Linked DNA regions of Mus musculus: region 1 is linked to region 2. The links are chromatin contacts, found by Hi-C or POLR2A ChIA-PET in ENCODE. All regions are on one chromosome and are shown on one strand. The core of a region is the stretch at or near the end of the contact, and the rest is flanking DNA. Distances in the headings are between cores, read along the strand shown.

What was found. Hi-C counts contacts between places; a loop is a spot of excess contacts on that map. ChIA-PET counts read pairs that join two places held with the same protein, here RNA polymerase II (POLR2A).
Region 1: POLR2A ChIA-PET joins it to region 2 with 49 read pairs in Patski. The contact joins two enhancer-like sites. A Hi-C loop is called at or near these places in 1 of 37 maps with a recorded cell type or tissue (heart). POLR2A ChIA-PET finds 5 or more read pairs at or near these places in 1 of 5 experiments (Patski).

The regions. Positions count from the first base shown.
Region 1 is chr5:111,875,790-111,878,719 of GRCm38, forward strand. No RefSeq gene overlaps it. Among named protein-coding and RNA genes, the nearest start is that of Gm29935, 16 kb to the right of the region's middle. Within about 2 kb of position 1,467, at least 1 of the 3 ENCODE cell types and tissues checked has a DNase peak (open chromatin) inside an H3K27ac peak, as active enhancers do; it is heart, where a contact is called at or near this core.
Region 2 is chr5:111,798,132-111,801,383 of GRCm38, forward strand. It overlaps Gm36535 (a long non-coding RNA gene), which reads left to right. Exons shown (of 2, transcript XR_003955955.1): 2 at 2,740-3,252. Among named protein-coding and RNA genes, the nearest start is that of Gm36535, 6.4 kb to the left of the region's middle. Within about 2 kb of position 1,565, at least 1 of the 3 ENCODE cell types and tissues checked has a DNase peak (open chromatin) inside an H3K27ac peak, as active enhancers do; it is heart, where a contact is called at or near this core.

The DNA of each region.
Region 1 (2,930 bases), core at 217-2,716, 78 kb after region 2:
GCCTCTCAGCCCTAGGCTTCTGCTTGCCTCGTCCTGTTGAGCTCATCTGCTGGCTCCACTCAACACCCTAGCCATTCATTTATTCACTCACTCATTCATTAATTCAAGTACTTACCATTAAGTCATTCACTCTCAAACTCACTTGGTCGTATGTTCATTCATTCATTTCACATTCATTCATTCATTTCATATTCATTCATTCATTCATTCATTCATTGTCTAATGTCCATTGAGTATATATAATGGTTTATTTCTCCCTGTAGTAAAAATACAAAATGAGGCAGTAACTATAGCAACACCACCACTGTGAAAACTGTTGTATAGCAGGGGCAACATCCACCAAACAATGCAGTACCAATTAATCACTCAATTTATTCATGTTTTTGGTCCAGAGTCCTGGAAGCAGGAGCAGAGCCTATGGAGACATAGAGGAGACACCCTGCCTGGCATGTGTACTCCTCAACTCCTGTCCCAGCCTCTCTCTTTACATCTTTACATGGTCCTTACACCATCCAGCAGGAGTCACCCTCAAACCCAGGCCCTGGAAACCTCAGCCCCAAGCCCTTCCCAGGTACCCATGAGCCCTCAGTGACCAGCGGAGAGTCACCCCTGGGCACACCTGTCTTGGAAGTCTCTCCCAATGTCAGAGTGAGGGAGGATGCAAAGCCAGCTGGCCCGCAGCCTTAGGAGAGAATCTGCTTGCTCTGCTTATTTTTCAGCTCCTGGATTCATTAGTGACTTCAGTACTAACTCAGAGTCATGCATGTATCCCTATCTGTCCCCAAGATACTGAGGGTATGAGAACAGAAATTTTAGTTCAGGAAGAACATTGTGATTTTCCAGTTGCTTGTGAATGGGAAGGATCTGGCAATGTTTGCTTTAGAACAAGGAGGCACAGTCAGCCAAGTATCCCACTGCAAGATCCATGAGCTACAAGACCCATGCACCTTCTGCAAGGCCTGTGCAACCTGCTGCAAGACCCATGTACCCCACTGCAAGACCCATGCACCCCACTGCAATGCAGCCCACTGCAAGAGCCATGCACCCCACTGCAAGACCCATGAACCCCATTGCAAGATTCATGCACCCTGCTGCAAAACCCATGCACCCCACTGCAAGACCCATGAACCCCATTGCAAGATTCATGCACCCTGCTGCAAAACCCATGCACCCCACTGCAAGACGCATGCAGTTTGCTGCAAGACTCATGAACCCTGCTACAAGACCCATGCAATCTGCTGCAAGACCCATGCACCCTGCTGCAAGACCCATACACCCCACCACAAGACCCATGCACCCCACTGCAAAACCCATGCACCCTGCCACAAGACCCATACACCCACTGTAAGACCCATGCACCCTGCTGCAAGACCCAGGGTCCCAGAGTCAGGCAGTTGAGGGCCCAAGAGCAGATAACCTACCACCCTGGCCTCAGCATCAGAGAAATTCCTTTTAAATGACTTCATACACTTCCCCACCCACTGAGTTTCACTCTTTGGCTAACAGATGGGATCGGCTAACCATTCCCAGCCCTCAGATAAAGCAGTGTCAGGCAGCGAGGCCCCCTCAGAAAGGCATGCTTGGATAATAAATTCCAAGGCATCCCGCCATCTGCAGACTGCCAATCACAGGGGCGCCGGGCACACCAGGGCTCCCAGCCTGCTGCTGCAAAGGAGCTGGGGCAAGGAGGGGGAACGACCTCAGTGGGTGGGGAGGCAGCCTGCCCACACTGTTGCCCCAGTCTCCTGTGTGCTTGCTTTGCTGTGACCTGTCTCAGGATGCAGGCAGCCAGGCCATCCTTTCCCAGCTTCCCTCCTGCATCCCTGAATATCCCTCTTGCCATTTATGTGGTGAAGCCAAAGACATTGTGGTTTGAAACTCTGCTCGGGAAGAGGCCCTGCTGCCCAGATGAGCCGCCCCCCCTCCTTCCCCTGCAGGGATGGGGCTGTGGTGTCAAATTTCTAGAAGGACATAGAGTTAAATGAGACTAGCTGTGGACTGGTCTTGTTGGTGTGTCTCTGTGGCTGTGGTGGTGGCATCTACAGGGATGCTTGGGGTTGCTTACCCTAGGCTGGGAGCTGTTCTCAGGTGAGACAGGGCAGAGGTTGCTGGGCCCTCAGGTGTCATCACTTAAAGGGACTGAAGTGGCTTCTGGGGCTTGCTCTAAGATGCTGAGCAGGGCTATGTGGACATTATTGTGAAGTTGGTAGAGACGGTCCTAGAGAGGGCTTGGGGAACAAACTAGCCTTCCTTTGCTTTCCCACACTCCTTCTTCTTGGTCAGGTGGCTTTAGCACTCTTCTACAGTTGGGGCCAGGGTAAAATCAAGGCTAGGATAGGCACAGGACAGCCAAGGGCAACCTTGAGAGCCCCTGGCAGACTCTGCAGACTTGGTGCTTCTCAGGTTCAGAGAGGCACCTGTCTTAGCCTTGAAGATCATTGGAGATTTCAGAGAGGGATCCAGATACACAGGCTGTGGCTCTCGGCAAGCTCACATCAACACTGGCAACTATGGAGCTGCTGAGCTGGTCTCAGAGTCAGGCCCAAATTAGCCAAAAGATGTAAGTTGGGGCCACGGATTTCCAGATCTGGGGATAAAGAGGAAGCAGCTAGGTAGAAGGGGCCATCCCTGGTCTTTGCAGTCTTCCATCTATTTGATCCTGAACCTTCTTAGGGGGTTTTAGAATTTAAGTCCTAGAGATGATGGGGCCCACAGCAGAGTGTGGGGGGGGGGAGGCGGCAGGGGGAGAGTTGTCCCAAGTCACATGGCAGTAGACAGGCAAATCCCAGTGTGGTGAATTGAATTTGCTTGGCCCAGGGAGTGGCATTATTAGGAAGTATGACCTTGTTGGAGTAGGCGTGGCCCTTTTGCAGTTGATGTGGCTTGTTGGAGTGGGTGTGGCCTTGTTGGAGGAGGTCTGGCCCTGTTGG
Region 2 (3,252 bases), core at 315-2,814:
TCTATCTATCTATCTATCTATCCATCCATCCACCCACCCACCCACCCACCCACCCATCCATCTATCGATCTATCTATAACCTGTCTACCCACCTATTACCTATTTATCATCTATTTATGTGTTTATCTGTTGATCATCTATGTGTTTATCAGTCGATCGTCTATCATCTATCTATCTATCTATCTATCTATCTATCTATCTATCTATCCATCCATCTATCTCTATCATCTACCTATGTATTTGCCTATCAATCTATCAACCTATCAATCATCTATCTATGTATCTATCAACATACCATCTATTTATCTAATCTATCATAATGTATCTATTTATCTATTATCTATCTATGAATCCCTCTATCAATCTGTCATCTATCTAATCTATCATCTATCTACCATCTCTTCACCTATTATCTAGCTATCTATCCATCTATCCATTTGTCTGTGTCCACTCATCCATCCATCCATCCATCCACTCCAGAACAAGCCTGTCCTGTCTTCTGGTTCCCAGGGAATCCTGCTGTGTGTTCTCACGTGGCTCACTGTTTCTCTGAACTCCAATTCTCTCAGTATAGGTGAAGCTTGGAAACACTTCTACACACCAGGGCAGCGTGAATGTCTGTTAAAGACTGGCCGATATGTTATATCTCTAGACAGATAGTGTGAGTCTAAGTCTGAATCAGTAGAGGAAGGGGACCAGGACTCTGCCTTGCACCCACAGAAGATTCCAAAGTTTCTTTCCTCCAACATAGTGGGTTCCTGGTTCTAGTGGCTTGGAAGGTGGTGGGGTATCCTCCCCATGATGGACACATTTATACTGTGCCTTCCCACCGACCCCGGGGCTTCCCCAGCGGGCGTCACCTCCTACTTACACCCATGGATGGTCCTTATGGGTCCTTATACTTTGTTCTTCTCCATGTCCCAGCACCAGCACTCTCAGGGATGGGCTAGCACAGGGATATTCAACTAGGCCCCCAGACTGGCCCCTCTGATCTAATCCAAACCAAACCAGGAGAGCAAAACCCTTAGAGGCTGCACAGCCACGGCAGAGCCCTCGTATGGAGCTGCAGGCCTTTGGCCAGGCGCTCTGCCTTCCTTGCCTCCGATCATTCTGAGCCCTGAGAATGCTCTAGAGATGCCTTGGCTGTGCAGAACCTTTTGTAAATTGTCTCATTCCTAAGAGCCCTTCCTTCCTCAAGAGAGGGAGACAGGGGGAGAAAGGCAGAGGGAGAGAAGTGAGAGAAGAAAAGGAAGGAAGGGGTTTTTATCTGCAGCTTGAGCCTCTCCTTAGGATCAGAGTTTTGTGCACTGTTTGAATAAGGTCCACAGTTGAAGGTCACTAGCCATGCCTCTCCTGTGATGAGAGCCTGGCTTGGGAACCCAGTTCTGGCCTGTAACTCAGAGAAACCAGCTTTAAAAGCACGAGTCCAGGGTGGGATGCCTCCAGAGTATTGGCTGGAGGGACCCACTCAGGGACCCTCTCTCGGCAGAGGCAGCCTAGAGGGAGGAGAAGAGCAACAAGCCAGAGAAAGAGGCCAGGCTGGGGCTGGGACAGAGAGTCCTGAATCCCATCTCCAGGTGACTCAGTGCCTGCTTTTGACCTTGGCATTGACCTCAAGAGCCTTCTGCCAGCCTAGGATGTGCGTAGGAAGGTCTCCACACCCAGCTTTGGCTGGCCGCCTTCGGGCCAGGTCACCCGAGGCCAGGCTTGCCTCATCTCGGATTCTTTTCCTTCTCCACGCTGCTCTGTCCTGGCTGCTTTGCTCACTGCAAGTCAGCACCCGTCTGCCTTGGACTGGGTCATATTACAACCACAGCCGGGGCCCGGGGACCCAACCACGGTGTGCCAGAGCAGGTGGCTCGCCTGGGACCCTGAAGTGCACACAGCAAGGTCCACGTTCCTGAGTTTTGTACAAAATCGTCCACAGACTTTAGAATCCACCAGGACGCAGGAGTCAAGACAGCTGGCCTAATGCGACTTGAGCAGAGAAGCCCAGCCCTGCTCAAGACAGCCAGCCACAGGAAGTGACTGAGCCCAGGGCCTAGGCCAAGAGCCTTGGCAGGCCAGCTCTGCAGCCTGGGGAGTCACTGGGCTCCTCAAGTTACAGGAGCTGTTGTCATGGATACCAGTGGTTTTATGGTCTAGCAAGTGGAAACACAGGACACCCAGTTCCATTTGAGCGTCAGATCAACAGTGTAAGTCAACCCCTGGCCGTGCTTGGGAGACACTGATCCTAAGGGTCATTCTTTTCTTTTCTGGATTCTCACATACCAGGGTCCCTGGTGTTTGACCCATCAAACGATGGCCTCATTATTCTTGAAGGAAACCCCTTGAATGGAAGCATCCTCTCCCCTGTGATGTGCAGAGTCCCCAGATGTCAGGAACTCAGAGATCATTTCTCCTAGACTGTGAATGTTAGGTACCCAATACAGATGTCAGCAGTGTCTGTGATGTTGATAACAATTAATAACACTTGACACGGATGTTAGTGCTCATTCGCAGAGCGTCCGCTGTGCTCCAGACACACCCTTTGCTCAACTCTGTCACGTCTTCACTCAGGGACCCTGCGCATGGTGGCTGCATCCTGTCATCATGAACCAGGTTGTTCACAGGGCTCATTCGAGATAGATGCTACAGAGTGTGTGTCCCCCAACTGCCATGGTGGGGCGCTGTGCTGAGTGGCTTGTGAGGGTCACCTCATAAAGTGTCGACTGTTCTGTACACGGAAGTTATTCCTAGGTCATCGGGAGGTCTCTACTTTGAAAGTGGGGAAACTGAGTCTCAAGCTCGGGGACATCAATAGTCAGGAAGCTCAGATCCACAGAGAGAAGCTGGCTTCTGCCCGAGTTCCATACTCCTCTAGGCTTCTCCATCGGCCACATGGTAAGTTGGATCGAGGGTAGACAAGCTGGAGCTGTGCATGTCCCCAGCTGTGCCTAAGGGACCCTACTTCCCCTGAGAACAAAGCTATCACCAAGCCTGTCTCTGCTGCAGTTCATGTCCCAGCTGTGGCTCAGGGTCCCCCAATTCCCCTGCTACAGTGCATGTCCCAGCTGTGCCTCAGGGACCCCATGTTCCCTGCTGCAGTGCATGTCCCTAGATGTGCCTCAGGGTCCCCATGTCCCCTGCTGCAGTGTGTGTCCCCAGCTGTGTCTCAGGGTTCCCCCAATTCTCCTGCTGTAGTACATGTTCCCAGCTGTGTCTCATGGACCCCAGTTCCTCTGAGAACAGCATTATCACCAAGCCTGTCTC